2 separate regions of the Mus musculus genome follow, and region 2 is linked to region 1. A link is a loop called in an ENCODE intact Hi-C map of the cell type or tissue named here. Cell type or tissue: left cerebral cortex. All regions are shown on one strand. Links, peaks and the distances in the headings refer to the core of each region. The heading gives the core; the rest is flanking DNA.

The links. Peaks named below come from ENCODE experiments on the same cell type or tissue, not always from the same donor. Only the 100,000 strongest peaks of a DNase experiment are listed, where the experiment ranks them.
Region 2: a loop joins it to region 1, with 2.1 times the contacts of the local background. A loop is called at or near these places in 3 of 42 quality-filtered maps.

What each region holds. Positions count from the first base shown.
Region 1 is chr9:57,518,734-57,529,589 of GRCm38, reverse strand. Cox5a (cytochrome c oxidase subunit 5A) reads right to left here and starts at 8,358. Exons shown (of 5, transcript NM_007747.2): 1 at 8,175-8,358; 2 at 518-634. The coding sequence starts at 8,262. In left cerebral cortex, for the core only: a CTCF peak has its summit at 5,613 (motif pointing left); DNase peaks (open chromatin) are centred at 7,359, 7,889, 8,398, 8,988 and 2 more places; H3K4me3 peaks cover 2,556 bases; H3K27ac peaks cover 1,951 bases.
Region 2 is chr9:57,462,400-57,473,255 of GRCm38, reverse strand. Scamp5 (secretory carrier membrane protein 5) reads left to right here and starts at 5,196. Exons shown (of 7, transcript NM_020270.3): 1 at 5,196-5,323. In left cerebral cortex, for the core only: no CTCF peak of the experiment used is centred there; DNase peaks (open chromatin) are centred at 5,143, 5,674, 5,859, 6,194 and 1 more place; H3K4me3 peaks cover 3,128 bases; H3K27ac peaks cover 2,643 bases.

The DNA.
Region 1 (10,856 bases), core at 1,062-9,061:
TAAACTATTTAAAGAATACATTGGAGAACCAACCATACCCACAGCCACATTGCCACAGATTCTTGATCTGAGATTATATAGTACACTTACAATTAATGACTGGTTAACATTAGTGCTATTTGTTCCTGCTCAAATGACTGCTCATCTAAATGATCTGAAAGACACAGTAGTAGTAACTCTGCTGTTAAACCAGCGCAGAGAACAGCCTCTCAACAGAGCTCTCTGGCTCACATGTCAATAGGGCATGTGTTCCCTCTTTCTTCCCAGTCCTGGGGACCAGACCCAAAACCTATGCATGCAAGGAAGGAGCTCTATCACTGACTAGTATACTCCAGACCTGCTGTCTAGTTTAAAACTCACACTTTATAGGAAACATTATAGAAGTTGCAGGCTTTTCTAACTACGAGCTGTGACAGTCACCAACTCACACAACATGTTTTCAAACATACAATGTGTTTGCTTTTAAGAATAGTTCATGTTTATACATGCAAATATGATACATCTATGTTCCAATTACCTTTACGCAATTCCCAGGCATCAATGTCTGGCTTGTTGAAATATGTCACCCAGCGAGCATCAAACTCCTCATCTGTCTCGTGTGACCCATGAGAATAGCAGCGAATGGAACAGACAGCTACAAAGGAAAAGAGCAATGACGTCAATAGTGGAAGACCACTCAACTGTGAATGCTATTATCCTGTCCCTAATGCATTCATTGGCAAAAAGAAGAGTAGAAAACAGCAGAAGGGGGCAAAATGTACAGACTGTTTGACACATGTTTTCTAGTGCAGTAACTTGTCTTTTTGTTCATTTTTGAGACAGATTTTGCTGTGTTGCCTGTGCTGATTTCAAGGTCAGCCTGCACTGTAAGTGAATTCTTCTTCTTCTTTTTTTTTAATTTTCCTTTTTGGTTTTTCGAGACAGGGTTTCTCTGTATAGCCCTGGCTGTCCTGGAACTCACTTTGTAGATTAGGCTGGCCTCGAACTCAGAAATCTGCCTGCCTCTGCCTCCCGAGTGCTGGGATTAAAGGCATGCGCCACCGTGCCCGGCTCTGTAAGTGAATTCTAAGCACAATCTGGGTTGTAGAGTAAGAGTGTCTCAAAAAGAAAACAAATCTTAAATACTAACCAGAGTAAAACATATAGTATTATATATCTAGGTGTGATGGCACATTCCTATAATTCCAACATTCTGGAAATTTAAGCAAGAAAAGTGAGCTCAGCCTGGGCTGCTTAGCAAAAACCCTGTCTCAGGCCTGCGAGATTCCTCAGTGAATAAAAGCAATTGCCACATAAATCTAAAGACCTGAGTGATTCCTAGAACCCACATAAAGGCAGAAAGGTAAGAGCCAATGAAGCTGTCCTCTGACCGCCATATGAACATTATGGCACGCACACATCTGCAGCCACACTCAACAGTAAGTTTTAATTATGTGTTTGTGCAATGTTTGTGCATGAGTATATTCACATGAATTCAGGTACCCTTGGAAGTCAGAGGTACTGGATGTCTCAGAGCTGGAGTTAGAGGCCTTGTGAATCTTCTGATCTGAATGCTGGGAACTGAATTCAAGTAGTACTCCAAAGAGCATTAAGTTCTCTTTTTTTTTTTTTTTTTTTTTTTTTTAAAAGATTTATTTATTATATGTAAGTACACTGTAGCTGTCTTCAGACACTCCAGAAGAGGGCGTCAGATCTCGTTACGGATGGTTGTGAGCCACCATGTGGTTGCTGGGATTTGAACTCCGGACCTTCGGAAGAGCAGTCGGGTGCTCTTACCCACTGAGCCATCTCACCAGCCCCATTAAGTTCTCTTAACCAATATGCATTTTAGTGAATGTAAGATCAAATGAAAGAATTCTCCCTTGACTAACACCATTTACACCATGAACAAAATACCAGCCATGAGTCCCAGAAGATCATAGCCTAAGTCCCAATTTTCAGAGATAAATTTCCTCCACAACCCTGGGTCCAAACAAACTGGGACACATATGTGAATGTGATGAACGTGTCTGAACTTCTCTGACAAGGAAAAAGGTCTATAGACCTAAATGTATCTCATATTTAAACTTAATCAAAATTTCATGTATATTCAGTACCCTAGAAGACTAACACATTTTACACACCACAAAGCAAAGATGGCAATAACCCTCTATCTCGTGATACTTAGAAATCCTATGCTACCATTTTCAAAAACTACAGTTATCCAGAGTAAGGACCAGAGTACTTAAAGTGCAAATATAAAATGGTTAACTACTTTCAAAGACTGCTTAGTGATTTCTTTTTTTCCAAGACAGGGTTTCTCTGTATAGCCCTGGCTGTCAAACTCTCTCTGTAGACCAGGCTGGCCTCGAACTCAGAAATCCGCCTGCCTCTGCCTCCCAAGTGCTGGGACTAAAAGTGTGCGCCACCACGCCCGGCTGCTTAGTGATTTCTTATAAGTTAATACAGAGCTACCATAAAACCAGTAACTTTCCTCCTAAATATTTACTCAAGAGAATCAAAGTCTATACATTTCCTCCTAGAGAGAAGTTGTTTGCTTCCCCAGCCCCCAGTGCCTGGGATCCCAGGGCCTTGCTTGCCTTGTTCTTTAACTCTGGTTAACTGTTAGGTTCACCTTCAACCTAGAAAAGTGTTTATGGTAGTCAAGTCCTTTTGCACTCCTAGGTATAGATTTGAGTGCTAGCTTTGTTTTCCAATTGTAAGAACACACAACCAGCAACTGCAAATTCAAGGCAAGATGATCATGCCCTACAGTGTCTTATCCATTCCTAGAAGCCAAATCACACACACTTACATGAAGGGGAGGAAAAATAAGAAAATGCAAGGTATAGTGACTCATGTTTGTAATACTAACACTTTGGAAGTTGAGGTCAGCCTGGGCTACAGAGAAAGAGCCCAGCTCAGAAAATATAACAAACAAAACCAACAAATACCAAGTAAACAATCCTTAGGGTCAAGCCCAGCTGCACTTTAATCCCAGCACTCAGGAAGCAAAGGCAAGGAACTCCATGGTTCCAGACCTGCCAAGGCTACACAGCAATACCTAGTTTCAAAAACAACAACAATAACAAACAAAACCAAAGCAAACAAACAAAAGAAAAAACCCCACTGGGTGTACACATACACACCTGTTCCACAACAGCAAAAACTAGACTATCCTATGTCCCACAAAGTTTAAATTATATATGGGTAGAAATGGGTAGAACTTCCTCTATTAGTTAATGACCTGTCCTTAGTCACCCCTCCCACAAATAAGGCACAAGGTTTTATTTGTCTACATAGATAATAGTTTTTACTGTTCTCTCAAGACAGCATCTCCCAGTGTCCTGAAGGCTCCATCCTCTCTACTCACCTCAACCTTCCCAAAGCTGGGATTGTATCATGTCCAGCTCTTTCTCCCACACATAACTAATACTTTATTTTTAGAGAAATTATACAGATAATAACCCCCCAACACCACTACTTTACTTCCTAAGTGGTTTTGCATACGGCACATGCATGCGTATGAGTGTTTTGAGACAGGGTCCTTCCTATGGCTTGAAACTTGCTGTGTAAGTTCAGGATGACCCTGAACTTTCCTGCCTCTACCTCTCAAATTACTAGAAAGTGCACTACTCTGCCTGGCTGGCACTAACAATTTCTGGCAATTATTCAATGCTTTAATATAACCTAAAGGCATTAGAGGAGGAAGAGGAGGAAAAAGGAAGTGTGAAAATGTGAATATTTCAAAACAGCTACTACCTCTGGGCTGTGATGTAGTTCGCTTGGCTAAATGCTTACCTAGACTGCAGAGAGTCCCAGGGCATAATGACTCAGATCTATAACCAGCACTTGAGAAGCAGGAACAGCTCAGAAATTTATTCATCTTCTGCTATACAACTAGGCCAGCCCAGGCTCCTCCTACTCAGCCACCCAAAAGGATATGGCATTCGCCTAGAAAAAGCCAACACTATGACTTTAGAAAAATAAATAAAGTAAGGGGCTCATTAATCTTTTGTGTTCACATTTGGTTAAAACAGATAGTTTTCTGCTTGATAATCAGGCCAAAAGGTCCCAAGAATAGTCCCTTTTGGCACTGGTAATTCTAGGAATGAGGGACAGAAGCAAATGATATACAAGTTGCATTAACAAGTTAGACACCAGGGTGATTGAGGGCGCAAAGCCAGACACAGACCTTGATTGAGGACATAAGGTTAAGCACTAGCAAGCAATACAAAGTGCTATGCTACTTAAACTCAGCATTTTACCAAGAGAAGAAGAAAACAAACAAACAAACAAACACCTATCTTCCACCCTTCAGGGTCTTTCAAGCTCTCAGGGTAAGGATGCCAGGATTTTATAATTTCAAGGGTTGACTAGAGTTTTATTTAAAACATTAACTTAGGAGTTTAAGGGCATCCTGAGATTCAAGGGCTAGCCTGAGCTCATGAGACCCTGCCCATGAATGAAAGAAAAGGAAAGGAAAGGAAAGGAAAAGAAAGGAAAGGAAAGGAAAGGAAAGGAAAGGAAAGGAAAGGAAAGGAAAGGAAAGGAAAGGAAAGGAAAGGAAAGAAATCAGGAACTGGGAAGATGGCTCAGCAGAGTTTGGCTACCTAGGCCCACATAAAATGCTAGGTGTACATGCTGTCCCAACTATAATTCTGCTCCCAGAAGGCAGAGGATTCCCAGCGCAAACTGGCTAGGGAAACTAATCCTACAAGCCTAGCTTAAGAGAGCTATAGAGTAGCTCAACCTATGGGTCTGGACCCCCACTGGTCCCATATCAGGTATCTTGCACACCAGATATATACATTACAATTCATAACAGTAGCAAAAATACAGCTATGAAGTAGCAATGAAATAACTGTTATGTGGGGGTCACCACAACATGAGGAACTGTGTTAAAGGGTTGCAGCACTAGGAAGGTTGAAAAACTGCTAACAGAGGATGCACCCCAAAACCACCACAACCACCCTGCCACATCTCTTCCTTTTATTGGAACAGGGTTTCAACTCTGTACACCACACTAACCTGCTCTTCTTCCTGGCTTCTTCAGCCACCCTAGCTGTAAGCCACCATGTCCAGCTTCCTCCTCCTCCTCCTCCTCCTCTCCTTCCTCCTGCTCCCCACATCTCCCTTGGCTGTGCTGTTAGTCCAGGCTAGACTGGAACTCAAAAATCTGCCCACGTTTTAAGCACTGGGACTGAGGGCACATGTGCCACCACACCCTGCTTGCCTTTTTCACTGTCCATTACAAAAACGATCTCATACCAGTAACAAGTCTCAACCTAAAAATGAAGTGCATCACAATAAACCAAGTATGTTTAGAAATTTTCTGCCAACCATGAACCAAATATAGGACACGTGAACCCGACTTCAAAGCCTAGGTATGGAATAGCCTATAAGACATCCAGTGACAAAATTGATTAATGTGCAAGAGGTACCTAGCAGTCTCCATTTTATTATTTAGCAAGGCATGACCATATTAAGCCTTTGCGCCAGGCAAGAGTTGCAGTATCAAATGTAAACTTCAGAGCTACCAAAAACATTATTTTAACTTTAGAAAGGCTTAAGATCAATTAGTATACAAGGTCACACAGCTAAAGAGACACTATTTACAACCAATACTGCCCCCTTGTGGAAGTATTTAGGTATAAAGGAGAATCACCTAAAAGCCTTTGTTTCTGAATTGCACACCAGGGGGTGAATAGAAAGCCTGGAAGAGAAATCTAGACAAGAACTTAAATAACAATAAACTGTAGTCCTTTTCAGAACTTCCTTAAAAGAAAAAAAAGGAAGAAAATTTCCCTGTTTCATAAGAAACTCCCAAAGTTCAATGCTCCTTCTCCCCCAAAAAAGAGAAATAAAAGAAAAAGCAGAAAATTTCCTTTAAAAATATTTTAGTTGGGTGGTGGTCCATGCCTTTAATCCCAGTTCTTGGGAGGCAGAGGCAGGCAGATCTCTATGAGTTTGAAGCCAGCTTGGTCTACAGAGTGAGTTCCAGGACAGCCAGGGGTACACAGAGAAACCATGTGTGTGTACACGTATAATCTCAGCTAAGTGTGTATGGTGTTACACCTATAATCCCAGGACTCAGGAGGCAGAGGCAGAAGGGCTACTACAAATTTGAGGCTAGCATTAATCACACAGTCAATTCCAGACAGTACCCCAACTCAAAAGTCAGAAATAAAAAAATCTCGAGATATTTATCTATATGGGAAAAGAAAAAAAAGCATTTGTTGCCTTAGCAAATAAGACACAAAAAAGCAGCAGGATAACTCAAATTTAACTGAGAAAGAGAAAATAGCTCCATCACTAACAAAAAGGTCAGTTTCCCAAGGTAGGCATCAGTTTCTTCTGTAAAATATGAGCATCTACTTGGTTTCTCTTTTTGATTTTACTTTTTATGTATTTTTGCCTGCATTATGTGTATGTACTTCTTGTGGGGTGCATAAGGAAGTCAGAAAAGGGTGCTGGGAATCGAACCTGGGTCCTTTGCAATGACAAGTACTCTTAACCTATGAGCCCTTGCACTCCCCAGGTTTCCTAAATGCATTCCAAAGCTGAGTGTGGTGGCACACACCCGTGGTCCTAGGCATTCCAGAGGTGGATGCAGGAGGACGATCATGACTACACAGCTACTTTTGAGTCCACCCTTGACTATCTAAGATGCTATCTAACCTCTTCCCACCAAAAAATCCTAAACTCCCTACAGTCGACTCTCTTGTTGTTAATACAATGCCTTACAAAAGACAAACTAAATGAAGCCAAAAAAAAATTCTTTAGGTTCCAGTAATCAAGGAAACAATTTTGGAGTGTCTGAGGCCCTTCTTTGTGTGTGAGGCCATGGCTAGACTGGAACACAAAGAGATCCACCTTTTTCTTTTTCTTTTTTAAACCTCCCTGTGAGTGTTGGTCCCAACGTACCTGGCTAAGTTATTTTTATATCTACACACATGAACTAAATCTCATAAAACACTAATGTATCTCAGACCAGGATCCAAGCACACAACTACTGTGATTAAAGTATAATGCCTGTGCCGGGTGTGGTGGCTCCCAAGGTTAATCCCTGCACTTAGGAGGCAAGAGGAATGCAATAAGTTCCTCGATAGCCCTTTTAGTACCATTCTGAGTTCTAGTCTAGTCTGGGCTATAGAGGCCCTGTTTCTAAAATAAAATACTCCTATTTATTTTAGGCCGATGCCGGCCTGGTTTACAAAGAGTTCCAGGACAGCCAGGCTACACAGCTGACACATACCACAACCAAACAAAACCAAAAGTAAGATAGATGTACCGTGCTAAGTGGAGAGGGTCTGAGAACACACCAAGTGGCAGAGCAATTATCTAGCAATGCAGGGCCCTTGGTTCCCCCTCAGCAATGGGGGTGGACAGTGATGGGACACAAAATCTCCTGATCACACAGAAGGGGAAACAAGCAACCAAACATAATACTTCATAAGTCAGCACTGAAGCTTCTCATTTTAAACGGGTGGAGGGGAATCCACGAAGCTTTCCCATGTTTGTACACCCAGTATTCCTCAGTATTTGGTACCCAATCTTGTAAACGTTATCATTCTTTCCATTAATATTTGTCAATGTTCAGGCTCTCTTACAAGCCGCAAGAAACCACACTTTAAATTATCTATTTGAAACGCAGGGCTAAAATGTGGCTCAACAGTCCTCAAACGTGGCCGTACCCAGTTATGAAGGTGACACAAAAATGCCAGCAGAGAATTGCCTGATCAGGGCTAAAAGGGTATTGTGTCCCACTGGGGAATCAAATTGTGTTCTAGGAAACGCAGAGGCGGGCGGCGCGCCCGGAGGCTCAATGTCACCTTCGCCAAGATGCCGCAGGCCGGCGGGGGCCACTCCCGGTCAGGTGGCTGCGGGGTCAGCGCAGGGAACGGTCACGGCCCAGAGACTGAAAGGAAGTGCTGAGCTCGTCCTCGGCGACCCCGGCAAGTCCACACACCTGACTGGCCGCGGGTTCGGCATCAGGAAGTGGCGGGGAGGGAGGCCCGGAGGAGTCTCCTACACGACTCCAGACGGCCGCGGACGCACTGCGGTCACCGGGCTCCAATGCCGGCTCGCAGGGCAAAGGCTAGGCCGCCAGGGAGCCTGCCCTCGAGTGGCGGCGGGAGCCCAGGTCACAGCAAGGACACGCGAGCGAGGGCTGTGGCGGGCGCGGACCTTACCGGCGGCGGGGCTGGGAGCCGAGGCGGGGTGCAGGAGGCCTCGGGCAGCCGCGGCTGCGGTACAGCGACGGAGGGCAGCGGCGAGCATGACGGCGACCACAGCGCACTGGCTGAGGCTGACGAGAAGCCGGTGTGAGCTCGCGGGCGGTACAGCAGTTCGCGGGGGCCGGACTCACGCAGCGACGCACGCTGGGCGGAGCATAAGGCCGGCCCACTGCGGAGCTCGCGCCTACGGAAGCGGGTGGGGCGCCATGCGGTCGCCGGCGGCTACGGCGGCCGTGGAGGACAAACCACGTCGGCGCCGCGCCAAAGCTGGTCCGATGACCCGGGTGACCGTAGTGAACATTCCTGCGTGGGAGGAAAGGCAGGGTGAGCAATGGACAATGTGGATTTGGAATCGCCAACAGAGGAGACTATCACAATTTGGAATTGTAGCGATAATAACGGCAAACTATAATAAGAATAACCGCTTTGCCCCCGCGCGTTGGTGTATGCTATAATTCTAGCCCTCTACAGGCTAAGTATTAGGAATTTCAGGCTCTCTTATGCAACCTGAGTCTCAGAAAAAAAAAAAATCATACTGGGAGTAGTGACTCAAGACAATAATCAACATTTTGGAGGCAGGGGGAAAGGGGATTCAAGGACAGCCTGGGTCACATGATCCTCCCCCACCCACTAAAGCCCAATTATTTACTTTTACCCATTAGGAAACCGACTCAAAAATTACGTTGTTTAGGGTCTAGGAAGATAGACGGTTTAGTGGATAAAGTGCTTTCTGTGGCTCAGTAGTTAATAGTTTATTAACTTTCTGCGCTCTCAGAGGACTCACGTTTACTTCACATCAGGTGGCTCCCAACTGTCTGTAACTCCCGCTCCAAGGGAATCTGACACCCTCTTCTGGACATCACAAGTACCCACATTGTGCTGTGCTATATACTCACACACATACATGTAAATAAACTTTACAAATGAAATGAAGGCACGGATGAATAAGTAAACGAAAAATGAAAAAAATGTACCTTGATTAAACGAGTATGAATCCATGAATTGGCTTTCCTAATCTTGACTTCTCTGAGCCAATTATGGGACATATGTTAGTTATCTTAATTTTATTTTTGGTTATAAGGTGTGGTAGTTATTGAATAAGAATGGCTCCCATAGTCTCATATATTTGAATGCTTGGTCATCAGAGAGTGGCACTATTTGAGAGGGATTAGAAGGTGTGGCCTTGTTGGAAGAAGTGTGTCATTGGGGGTGGGCTTTGGGGTTTCAAAAGCCCATGCAAGGTTCAGAGTCTCTCTCTTCCTGCTACCTTCAAATGTAGAACTCTCAGCTACTTCTCCAGTACCATTCCTGCCGTGCTTTCTGCCTGGATGATAATGGACACTGATCTCTAAAACTGTAAGCCAGCCCCAGTTAAATGCTTACTTTTATAAGAGTTGCTGTGGTCTCTTCACAGCAATAGAACACTAAGGTTTCATAGTAGCCCTGCCAGGCCTTGAACTCACAGAGGCCTGTCTGCTTCTGCCTCCTGAATGCTGGGATTAAAGGAGCTGGCTCACCAGCTCTTAGTTACTTTTTAAATTGATACAACAAAATATGTGACAGAAACAATTTAAGGAAGAAAGTGGGTTTGTTGTTGCTTGTTTGTTTTTTACAAAAGGGCCAGGCTATGCCAGTGCCTGGCAGATACAGAAGTGGATGCTCATAGTCATCTATTGGATGGAATACAGGGTCCCTAATGAAGGAGCTTGAGAAAGTACCCAAGGAGCTAAAGGGGTCTGCAACCCTATATGTGGAACAACAATATGAACTAACCAGTACCCTCAGAGCTATGTCTCTAGCTGCATATGTAGCAGAAGATGGCCTTGTCGGCCATCAATGGGAGGAGAGGCCCTTGGTCTTGCGAAGATCATATGCCCCAGTACAGGGGAACGCCAGGGCCAAGAAGAGGGAGTAGGTGGGTTGGGGAGCAGGGCGGGGGGAGGGTATAGGGGACTTTGGGGATAGCATTTAAAATGTAAATGAAGAAAATATCTAATAATAATTTTTTTAAAAGGCCAGGGATGTAGCTCAGGGGCGGAGTGCTTGTTTAGAATGATTTAACTCACAAGTAACACTTGCCTTTTTAAAGATACAGACTCAGTTGATGTTTATTATAGCCATGGGTGTAATCATCACAACTTTCTAGTTCCAGAACTTTCAGTCCAAGAATGGTTATCCCCACCCCCACCCATTGAAGGAACTTCTGACTGCCTTTCTGCTACTATAGCTTTATAAAGTTTTTTTATTTTGCTGGGCTTGAGGGTGGACAGTGCACACCTTTAATCCTAGCACTTGGGAGGCAGAGGCAGGCAGATCTCTGAGTCTGAGAGAGTTCCAGGACAGCCGTGGCTACACAGAGAAAACCTGTCTTGAAAAACTATACCAAACCAAAAGCCCCAAAACCCAAACAAAACAAGAAATGATTTGATGTGTAGGAGTGTTTTGTCTGTCTTATACATATGTACCACATGCACACCCAACATGTCAAAAGAGGGCATCAGATCCCCAGGACTGGGGAAGCAGATGGTTGCGATCTGATGCCAGGTGGGCGCTGGGAACAGAACTCTGGTCCATTTCAAGAGCAGCTAAGTCATCTCTCCGGCCCTTTGATTGCTTGTATGTTTCCTTTTATCCCTC
Region 2 (10,856 bases), core at 1,350-9,349, 57 kb after region 1:
CACATTAAATTCACAACCAAGAGCAGGAAGCAATGAAGTAATTCTACTGCTTAAACCCTTTTCTCTGCTCTTAATAGTTCAGGGTCCCTTGCTAGGGAATGGTGCCACAGTGTATGGGTCTTCTTACTTCCATTAACAAAATCAAGATACTCCTCAGTGGTCGTGGCTGTAGACCAACCTCATGCAGACCATCCTTCATTGAGACCTCCTTCCTGGGCGATCTTTAGATCACACCAAGTTGACAATTAACAGTAACCACCACACCCAGCCTAAAGACAATGGCTGGAGAGATGGCTGAGAGGTTAAGAGAACTGGCTGATCTTTCAGAGGACCCTGGTTTGATTCTCAGCACACACATGGTGACGCACAACCATTGGAACTTTACTTCCAAGGGATCTGATGTCCTCTTCTGGACTCCAAGGGTACCAGGCACATGTGTGGTACAAAGATATATACATGCAGGAAAAATACATATACACATATAATAAATTAAAAAGATCTAAAACAAATAACGGATCATCCCTTTCTTAGCTCCATCTGTCCTATTTCCTTGGGTGGATTGACCACCTCTCTGGTGTTCCCTTGCTTCATTTATAAATGGGGACAATAGTGGTTACTTCATAAGGTAGGCACAAGGCTTAGCATCTCCTGTGATGGATCATAGGTTCCAGGTGTTGTCCTGGAGATCCTTGGATGGGCATGTCACATTTGGCCATAGCTACTCAAGGAAGATAAACAGCTTGGAGCTGGACCTGTGGGTGGCTGACTAGGTTGATGCTCCTAATAATTTGTCCCTCCCTACAATGGGATTAAACACTACTATTTGTCATGTGACTCTCCTCCTCATCCTGCATGGGGAGCATTACTCTCTGGACCCATTTTACGTCTCGCTTTATGACATACTTTGAGTAAAGGCATGGGAGCAGATGTGACATCCCTCAAGCTTGAAATGTTAATGTTATTACATGGTTTGGCTCAAAAGTGGCTCTCCCACTTCTTCCTAAGAAACACACATTCCCATTGCTGGTACACAGTAGGAACTAAATATTCATTGACTGTTTATTATGCACCAGATACTGTCTCATATGTAACGTATGTCTAAATGTGTGTATCATCAGTGTTAATTGGCAGCTTGATAGAAAAGAGAATTACTCAGGAAATGGCCCTCTTAGCATGCCTGTAGGGAATTACCTTCCTTTAAAAAAATGTAAAAAAAAAAAAAAAAAAAAAAAAAAAGGGGGGCTGGTGAGATGGCTCAGCGGGTAAGAGCACCTGACTGCTCTTCCGAAGGTCAGGAGTTCAAATCCCAGCAACCACATGGTGGCTCACAACCATCCGTAACGAGATCTGACTCCCTCTTCTGGAGTGTCTGAAGACAGCTACAGTGTACTTACATATAATAAATAAATAAATCTTTAAAAAAAAATGTTTATTTTTATTTACACATGTCATGACCTGCACAGCCTACGAACTGACCTAACTGGGTCTCTGGGGAATGGAGAAATGACAGGTACACATACAGAAACGCTGGGATTGGATAGGCTGTGCACTATGATGGAGACGCACCAACAACAGCCTGGATAGTCAGCACATTTGTTATATGCAGCAAGTGAGGAGAAGGCTGGTTATCTAATTTCCATGAGTTCCAGGAGCAGCCTCATCTGGAGGAGGAAGCTGTACAGGGTCAATGTCTAGATGAGGATGCTGCAGTTGATACTTTGTGCACATCCTGGCTATAGCTAAAGGTTAAAAGTTCCTGAGCACCTTTAGTTGTATCAGGGAGAGGCTTTGCCATCTCTATATATCTGAGACATTGGGGTCTTTGATATGGCTGTGCTCATAACAATAATACATATTCATTCAGGATTTCATCTGCTCCTCATATGGTATTGAACCTTGGTCCTCTGGAAGAGCAGTTAATGCTGTTAGCCACTGAGCCACCTCTCTGTCTCTCTGTCTTCCTGCCTCTCTGTCTCTGTCTCTCTCTGTGTTTGTGCGCATGCATGTGCAAGTGTACATGTGGAACAAATCACACGTGGAGGTCAGAGGACTTTTGGAAAGCAGTTCTCTCCTTCCAACTGTGGTTTCTGGGGATTGAATCCAGGCCCTCAGGCTTGATGGAAAGATTTTTTTTTTGTTTTTTTTTTGTTTTTTGATTTTGTTTATTCTGTCTGTTTCATCTCTCTTGTTTGTGAATGAGTATTTTATCACAGCAACAAGCAAAGAAACTAAGACTGTGTTATTTCATTTTATCTTCACAAACCACTGAAGCTTGGATCCTGTGATTTTTACTGCTATTTCCCATAACTGCAGGCCACGGGGGACAAGCACCTGACTCACATTTACCCTCCAGGAAGGGGCAGTTTACCTCTTCTGCCCACCTCCTATGTCGCTTCTTCTTGTAAGTGATCCACAAATGCTGGTTAAACAAGCATTTGTTTACATGATGGTCACTATGACACAATTATTCCCCTCCATTCACAAAAGTGCCACAATGTCTCTTCAGACACACCAGAAGAGGTCACACACCAGATCCCATTACAGATGGTTGTGAGCCACCATGTGGTTGCTGGGAATTGAATTCAGGACCTCTGGGAGAGCAGTCAGTGCTCTTAATCACTGAGCCATCTCTCCAGTCCCCTATCTCATTTTTAAAAAATCGATTAAGAATCTCAATTGAGTGATCAGGGGAAAATTATTTATGAATAGTACAATTATTATATGAGAACACCAACATCTTCTCTAAACGGCCCATATGAGCCATAAGTTATCTCTTAATAGTTCCATGTGGAATCCAGATATTCACCCTGAGGAAGCGTTATCATCCCAGGTCCCAGCTTTTGTCCAAGCTGTCGCTCTCAGACCTCATAAGTTCATCGGTTCTCCCCGTAGTTTTGTAAACCAGCATAAACTTGGTTTATTTCAGGGATAGTCAGTAGTGATGTAATACAAAACATACTGATCGATTGTCGTGTGCTGTTAACCTTTATTGAGAAACTGGATGTAGGGGGATTTCCCTTAGCAATCTTGACCCAAGCATTCTTTTTTATTATTTTTTTATTATTTATTTATTTATTTGTAGTTTTTCAAGACAGGGTTTCTCTGTGTAGACCTGGCTGTCCTGGAACTCACTTTGTAGACCAGGCTGGCCTTGAACTCAGAAATCCGCCTGCCTCTGCCTCCCGAGTGCTGGGATTAAAGGCGTGCGCCACCACTGCCCGGTGACCCAAGCATTCTTATATAAAGTGTCCACCAAAGCCCTTTGTCTGGGGGGAGGCTGGCGCCTTGCTTCTGTGACTGGCAGAGAGTAGAGCAAAATAACCCAAGAGTAAAAACACTGTGCTCTTGTGCACAGCTGGAAGATACACTTTCCCCAGATGTTACCGTGGTGTAAATCTGCCTCCAGTGTGAACAGGAAGCCTGGACCTCTTTGACAAAGATACTGTCAGTGGGGGAAACTACAGCATGGCTGTCCCCTGACCCCACCCCAGGCCTCTGCTAGATGTTGTCAGCCCGATGTCCTGATGTTTACTCCACATCTGCTACTTGCTGTTTGTTCTTTTATTTTTGCTCGCTACCTGCCTAACATACTCAATCATTTGAACCTGGAAGTCCAGGGGCTGGAGAGATGGCTCTGTGGGTTGAGAGGACTGGCTACTCTTCCAGAGGAACCAGGGTCTTATGCCCATGACCCTAATGATGGCAGAACACAACCATCTCCAGTCCCTAGACGATTGTCCCATGTGCTCTTCCAACTTCCACAGGCACTGCAGGTTATATGGTGCACAGACACGTATGTAGGCAAAACACCCCGCACAAAATATAACAATGAAAAATTATATATAATTTTTATACATCAAAATAATCATAAAAAATAAAAAGAAATTGAAAATAAAAGAGAATCTGGTCTCTGTTTGAAGGCTGGGACTCTTCCTTCTGGCTGGTCTGGTAGCTTCTGCTGCTTCCTGTTCGGCCAGCTCAGCCTCCTTCTGGTCTCTTCTGCACTTGTTCTTGTCTGCTCTTCTCCTCTCCCTCCCTTCCCATGCCAGCTGTGGGAGTGAGGCCCCAGTGCCAGCAGGCTAGAGCCACACAATGGGCCCTTAGTCTGGGCAAAGAATCCCTGCAGTGTATCCCACCCACTGAAGCCCTCTTCCAGGCCCAGGGTGGTGTGGGTGAGGGATCGAAGCCATTGGTTGGCAGGGCAGGGGATGGCCTTGGCTGTGGAGGACCCACAGGGTTTTACTATGTAAACACCACTCACAATGGCAGCTTGTCTTCCTACCCCAGCCCCATGTCGCCAAGGAGTCTCGGAGCTACACTAATTCTGCACTTGTAAGCATTTACCTTGGTCCCTTCTCATTCTTGCTGTTAACATCTGTACATTATTATCTCTTTCCTTCTTCTTCTTTCTTGTCTTTTTTTTTTCAGAGCTATTCCTTATTCTTCTATTCCTTATTTCCCTTCCTTTTTGAGACAGTAGCTCATGTGTATCCTGGTAGTCCAGTACTTCCCCACTTGCTGTGTAGATAAACTGGCTTTGAACTTGCACTGACCCCATTGCCTGTGTCTTGGAAGGGCTAGGAATATTGATGTGAATCAACCCACACACCTGTGCTCTCTCTGTCTCTCTCTGTCTGTCTCTGAGATCTCACTATGTAGCTCCAACTGTCCTGGAACTTATGAAGATTAAGCTGCCTTTGAACTCACAGAGACAAGCACTCTGGATTTGGATCCCCGGAACTGGGGTTATGGTACTACCATATGGGTGCTAGGAATCAAACCCCAACCCTTTGTAAGAGCACAACAAGTACACTTAACCACTGAGCCATTTCTCCAGCCCCTCATCAAGCTGTCTCTTCCTCTTTCCCGGTACATCCCACAGGTCCCTGCGATTGGTATGGGGGTTATTCTTCCCACTTTGCAGATGTGGAAGTTAAGGCACTAGTTGCTGGCACTACTGTATGTTTCTCCTTTCTATGCACTCACTGTGCTCTTGTCCCCAAGGTGCCCACCTAGCACCTGGACGAGGAACGGCCGAATATTTAGCACCACGGACAGCTCCTGCAAGGTGCGGAGGCGCCGGTGCCTTGCTTCTCGCGAGCGCTCGTGGAATAGCCTTACGAGCAGTGTGGGAGTCTCGCGAGAGTGGTTGCAGCAGGCAGGGCGGCACGGGAGCGCGCGGGCCCGCCTCGGACGCGCGCGCACGCTCCCCGCCCCCAATCCGGGAGCCGCTCGCGGCCCGCTCCGCGCCTGATCGCCCGGTGCAGCGCAGCTCAGCGCGGCGCAGCGCGACTACCTTTCTGCAGCCGAGCGGTCGGGGCTGGTGAGTCCTGGGCCTGGAGACCCAAGGAGGGCACTGCGGGGAAGCTACGAGCTGGGTTGGAGAGGTGTCAGCGGCTCCAATTTTCTGCCTTCAAAGAGTCCCTCTTCATTTGAGGGGGTAGGTCGAGCTTCTGGAGAGGTGGGGAGTCGAGGTGACCTTTCCTGCTTGGGGTGGTAAGCGCTCTTTGTACACCCCTAAATCCTCCTCCCCATTCCTGTTTCCTCTTTCCTCTGTCCCCGCAGAGGGAGCCCGGGATTTGGGTGACGTCAGGCCCTTGGATGGAGCCTGGGCTTTGGGCCCTCCACCCCACAAACCCCGAGTTCCACCTGGCATTCCCTGGAAGCCGGCCTCCTCCTTTTGGGATGGCGCATGCGGCCGGGGATGGGAACGTCTGGAATCTAGTGACCGTGGTATCACAAAAGGCACCTGCAGGTGGACCCAAGTTGTACTCATCCCTGGAAGGCCGACCTTTGTACCGCGGGTCTGAGCAGCCTGGTTTTTGGAGGAGGGGGATGGGTGCACTGCCTAGGGCCCGGATACCACCAGGGCTTTGGGGAGTGGGATGGGGGTGCTGGATGTAGCGCATCCAGCATTAGCACCAGTCAGTCACGAGGAAGGAGGGGAGATGTGTAAGAACCAATCCCCGTCCTTGCCTTGAGGTTCTCCTGATCTGGAGTCTGGGGGAGTCAAGTAAGACTAGGACTGATAATTGGTTGTTAAAGGCCGACTTGAGGAGATCAGCAAAGGCCAGGGCTGGAGACAGAGACAAGAGGCAGCAGCTGTCAGGAGGAGACTTTCTGGAGGTGGGATTTGGAAGGAGGCAGAGGCGAGAGAGGGCATCTCAGTGTGGTAATGGACAAAGTTCAGAGGTGGGCATGAAGCACTGCTGCTCCACCCCAGCCTGTCTGTGGTGTGTGTGGGAGGGATGGTCTAGAGAAATGTGCAACCCGTGCGTTACCCATTATGTCTTCTCCATCAGGACTGTGAAAGAGGGAGATGATTCTGGCAGGGCCACGGTTGGCAGAGAGATTTTGCTTGGGGTTGCTAGTTTAGCGTCTGTGGGAACTTGGAGAGATAGGACCAGCTCTCCATTGCTGAGAGAGAACCGTGGCAGGGATGGGCCATCGAAAATGGAGTGTTAGTAGAGGGGATTAGGAGTCCTGGGACTTGTGGCCATTTCTATTTTTCTTTCCTTTATGTTTTTAAATTGTAATCTACATATACATATATATGGGTGTTTTGCCTGCTTGTATGTGCACCATTGTGTGCAGTGTCCTCCGACCCAGCGTTGGAGCCCATGGAGTTACAAATGGTTGTAAGTTGCCATGTGGGTACTGGGGAAAGTTTGGTCTTCTGGAAGTGCAGTCAGGGCTCTTAATCACTGAGCCATCTCTCCAGTGTGGTTGTCTCTTTAGCCCCCTCTTTGGCTGGTCACTGCTGAACAAGTTGATACCCCTCTCTGGGTATCTTTCTGCTAACACTTTCTCTAGGGACAAAATAAGTGGACTAAGTAGTGACCTCCCTTGAGGAAGTGTCTTGTTCTGTTTAAGAGAACCCTCTGAGTTCTCCCTTTTCCCTCTTCCTCTCTGCCTGTCAGGCCTCCTCTCCACGATACACTTCCTGCCTTGCTGTCAGTTTGGGGTCTGAAGCGTTCCTGAAGGAAGTGATACAGCTGGCTCAACAGAAGTGCTGGCCTTTGCCTCTTTAGGGGAAGGCACCCGTCTTCCTGGGGAGGATATCCAAGCTTTAAGTCTTAAACATGGGGTGGGTATGCTCAGTGTGGGGCTCAGTCTGCCTGATCTGAAATCTTCTCTCCACCATGGACCTGATTTTTCCTACTGCAGGGCCTGTCCCCTGACTTCATACTAAGAAACAGAACAAGTTAACATCTGGGTTCAGCCTCCAGATTGTGTGGTGTCCAGTAGGAAGGCACATGCTTGTAATCCTAGCAGTTAGAAGGCTGAGGCAGGAGGATTACTGGGCATTTAAGATCAGCCTGGGCTACTGAGCAAAGCTCTGTATTAAAACAGCTTCCATCTGTGAGGGATGGAAGACGAGACTGGATGGGTGAGATAAGCACCAGTGACTGCTTTAGAATTTATGTGGTAGGATGCAGAACAGTGATGTTTGGGAAGGGTCCCAGAGGAGGTGTGGGAAGTGATAGGGTTAAGGAAGGTGATAGGCTGCTGGTTTGGGGTCACTGGGGGTGACTAGACATGGTATTCTCTAAAATGTTGTTATGTATAGAAATTTCAGCCTGTGGTAAAGAAAGAGGGTAGCGGGGAGGAGGGATTTGTATATGATTGGCATAAAGCTTCAAAATGCCAGGTGCAGGATCTGTGCCTGCAGGAGGGCACCACAGCGTTAGCAGCAGCACGATGATAGCACGCCCAGGAGAGTGCTGGTTTTTGAGGGTGATTCATAGCGTTGGGCTTCAGGACTGCAGATGGGATTGAGATCAGGAGAAGAGGGTCAGAGGTCAAGCAGGAAGTAGAAACGTCTGTCTTAGCCAGTAGGCAAACAGAAGAATGATCACTTCTGTGCCAGAGATGAGGGGCTCTTGTTGGCAAGCTGAGAACACTTGGAACTAGTGTCAGGCCCCTGGCCGGACCTGGGCCAGGCTTGCCCTCCTTTCATTGACCACCGACTTTCATTTTCACGATTGCAGGACCAGTCACACTAAGGAATTGATTGAGTTACAGTCTAGGTTTCGTAAACAACCTTCACTCAGGTTCTGTTGGATCAGGTGTGATGGTGAGTGCCCATACTCAGCAGCTGGGAGGCTAAGGTGGGATTGCTGAGATTTCAAGGCCAGTTTGGGCTAAATAGTGAGTTTCAGGCCACCCAGGGATACCTAGCAAGAGCCTGTGTCAAAACAAACTAAAACCTAACCTACCCAAAATTTCAGTTATGTATGGTATCTTTTTTTTTTTTTTTTTTTTTTTTTGGTTTTTCGAGACAGGGTTTTTCTGTGTAGCCCTGGCTGTCCTGGAACTCACTCTGTAGACCAGGCTGGCCTCGAACTCAGAAATCCGCCTGCCTCTGCCTCCCGAGTGCTGGGATTAAAGGCGTGTGCCACCACGCCCGGCTAACATGGTATCTTATGTGATAATAAGATGCTTTATTAAGCCTACATTTTTCAGAAGTGGTGTAACCTGCTCCCCCCACCCCCTAATTACAAAAGATTCTCACCTGAAGAGCAAATACTAATCCTCCATTAAGAGTTTTGTTTATAAAAGCCAGTGCTTTCTTTCATTTCCAAAACCACTCCTTTCTCCAAGAAAAAGGTAGCCTTGTCCTAAGGACAAAGGACCCCCAGACTTCTGGTTCTGTGATCTCAGCCTCCTGCAGCCCCTCTGAGTCCTTCCTTTCAGACACAAACTAGATTTCTGCCCTGGATCATTCACGGACGGACGGACGACTTTATGACTTCTCTGTCACTGACTGCTCACCTTGGAGAAATGACTTGGGGCCTGTGATCGGGGTCAGGCTGCAGTGAGAGCTGGGGGAGCATCTTCCCTTGAGGCTCCTATGACTTAGTTTTTACCTCCACTTCCCTACTTGTCTACCTTGTTTTGCTGGAGGCCTTGATTTTGGAAACAGGTTCTCATTCCATATCCCATTCTATTTGTGGAAGGCGGTGCCCCTCAGCCACCCCATCTTGTTCTCACTGGCATATGGTCGCTCACGTCCTTGGGTTCCATGCCCTCAATCACTGGGCCATTTTGCCTGTGTGTCCTACTGAGAAGCAGATTCCGTTCTGGATGCTCCATTCAGAATATAGAAAGCGGTTAGATCAGGGCAGTGTGACCCTGCTTTCACCAGGGTGTCCTGTCTTAGTCATAACCTTATGTCATCGAAAACACCTAGAAAGTCTTCCTCACTCTCATCTGCTCTCCAGTCTGTCCCATGGCAGGAATATTTCAACCTGGACTGTAAGCCCAAAGACCTTTACTCAGGATGCAGGTGATGAGGGTGATGAGGGAGACGGAGCCATGCCCCTGTTCCTGCCCTCTTCCTGTCCACTGTTCTTTTTAAAAGTAAGAGCGTTAAACTTTTAACATTTTATTTCCATTTTATGGTGTGGGTGTTTTGTCTGCCTGTGTGTCTGTGTATCACTTGCATGCCTGGTGCCTTTGGAGGCCAGAAGAGGGTGTTAAATTCCCTACCCTGGTTGTGAGCTGCCACGTGGGTGCTGGCTGGGATTTGAAACTGGTCCTCTGGAGGAGCTGGCAGTGCCCTTAACATGTGGGTTATCTCTCCAGCCCTTTTCTTTTCCTTTCTCTCTTTCTATTGAGACAGGGTCCCATCATGTAGCCCAGGCTGCTGTCTGACCCATATTGATCTTGCTGCCTCTGCTTCTCAAATGCTGGGATTATAGGTATGTGCTGCCACTCTGGGCATTTCTCATGCATCTCTTGAATTCTAGCAAGGAGGGTCCTTGTGGAAAGCCCTACACACTACGTTGGATACTGACCCTTTGTGTGTCCCAGAGTACCACTGCCTGTCAATCATGTCCCTCACTGCTGCCTCCTGAGCCTCCACCCTGCTTTCTTTGATGTCTTCCTCCTGGTTTGTTAAGGTAGCTGTGTTTCCTGACCTGGAAGAAAGCCTCCTACCCAGTGTCATAGCTGTTGTAGTTTTGTCTCCTTCTGTAGCCCAGGATTAACTTAGCCCTTTTTTTTTTTTTTTTTGGCAGGTTATGAGGTGGGTATAGGGAGGTCTTTTATAGCACAGGATGGTCTGTAACTCACTGTGTAGCTGTTAATGACCTAGAACAGACCTTCTTGCCTTTGTTGCTAGAACTTTGGGTGTGTCCCACCACACCTATTCTGTAGGGCGTTGGAGATTGAACCCTGAACCTTGTGCGTGTAGACAAAGCTCCAGCCCCAGTTTGCTTTGCCTTGTTTGGTTTTGAGATGGGATCTGGCCACCTGCGTTCTCCTCCCAAGTGCAGTTACGATAGGCATGCACCATCAAGCCTGGATTTTTTTTTAAAGATTTTATTTTTGATTGTGTGCGGGTGTGTGTGTCTGCCTGTGGGTATGTGCACGTGAGTGCAGGTGCCTTGGAGGTCAGAGGCGTCGGGTCCCCTGGGGCCAATATGTGGGAGCCACCTGCTGTGGTTTTAGCCACTTCCATCCCTTCTGCTCCTTGACACATCTCTTCTTTTCACTCAGATTTTCCCAGTTTCTTGGTAGCATGGCTCTCACTCTGTTGCTTCCTGGACACTGTGACTTTCTGACTGTCGGGTCAGCCTAAGTCACATCTGACTGCTCTGTGGCCATGGCACTGTTGACCTAGTTGGCCAGTCATTAAAAAGATTAAGATAGATCTGTACTCATTAATAGGAAAGTTTTTATTTCCTTATTTAAAAAGGTTTTTCTTGGGGCTTGAGAGGAGATTCAGTGGTTAAGAGCAATGACTGCTCTGTCAGAGGACTTGGGTTTGCTGGGGAGATTTTCCGACTCTTTCCCAGCAACCAATATTGATTGGGCTCTCGTGAGTTCTTGGGGGTCTACTAGTATCCCGA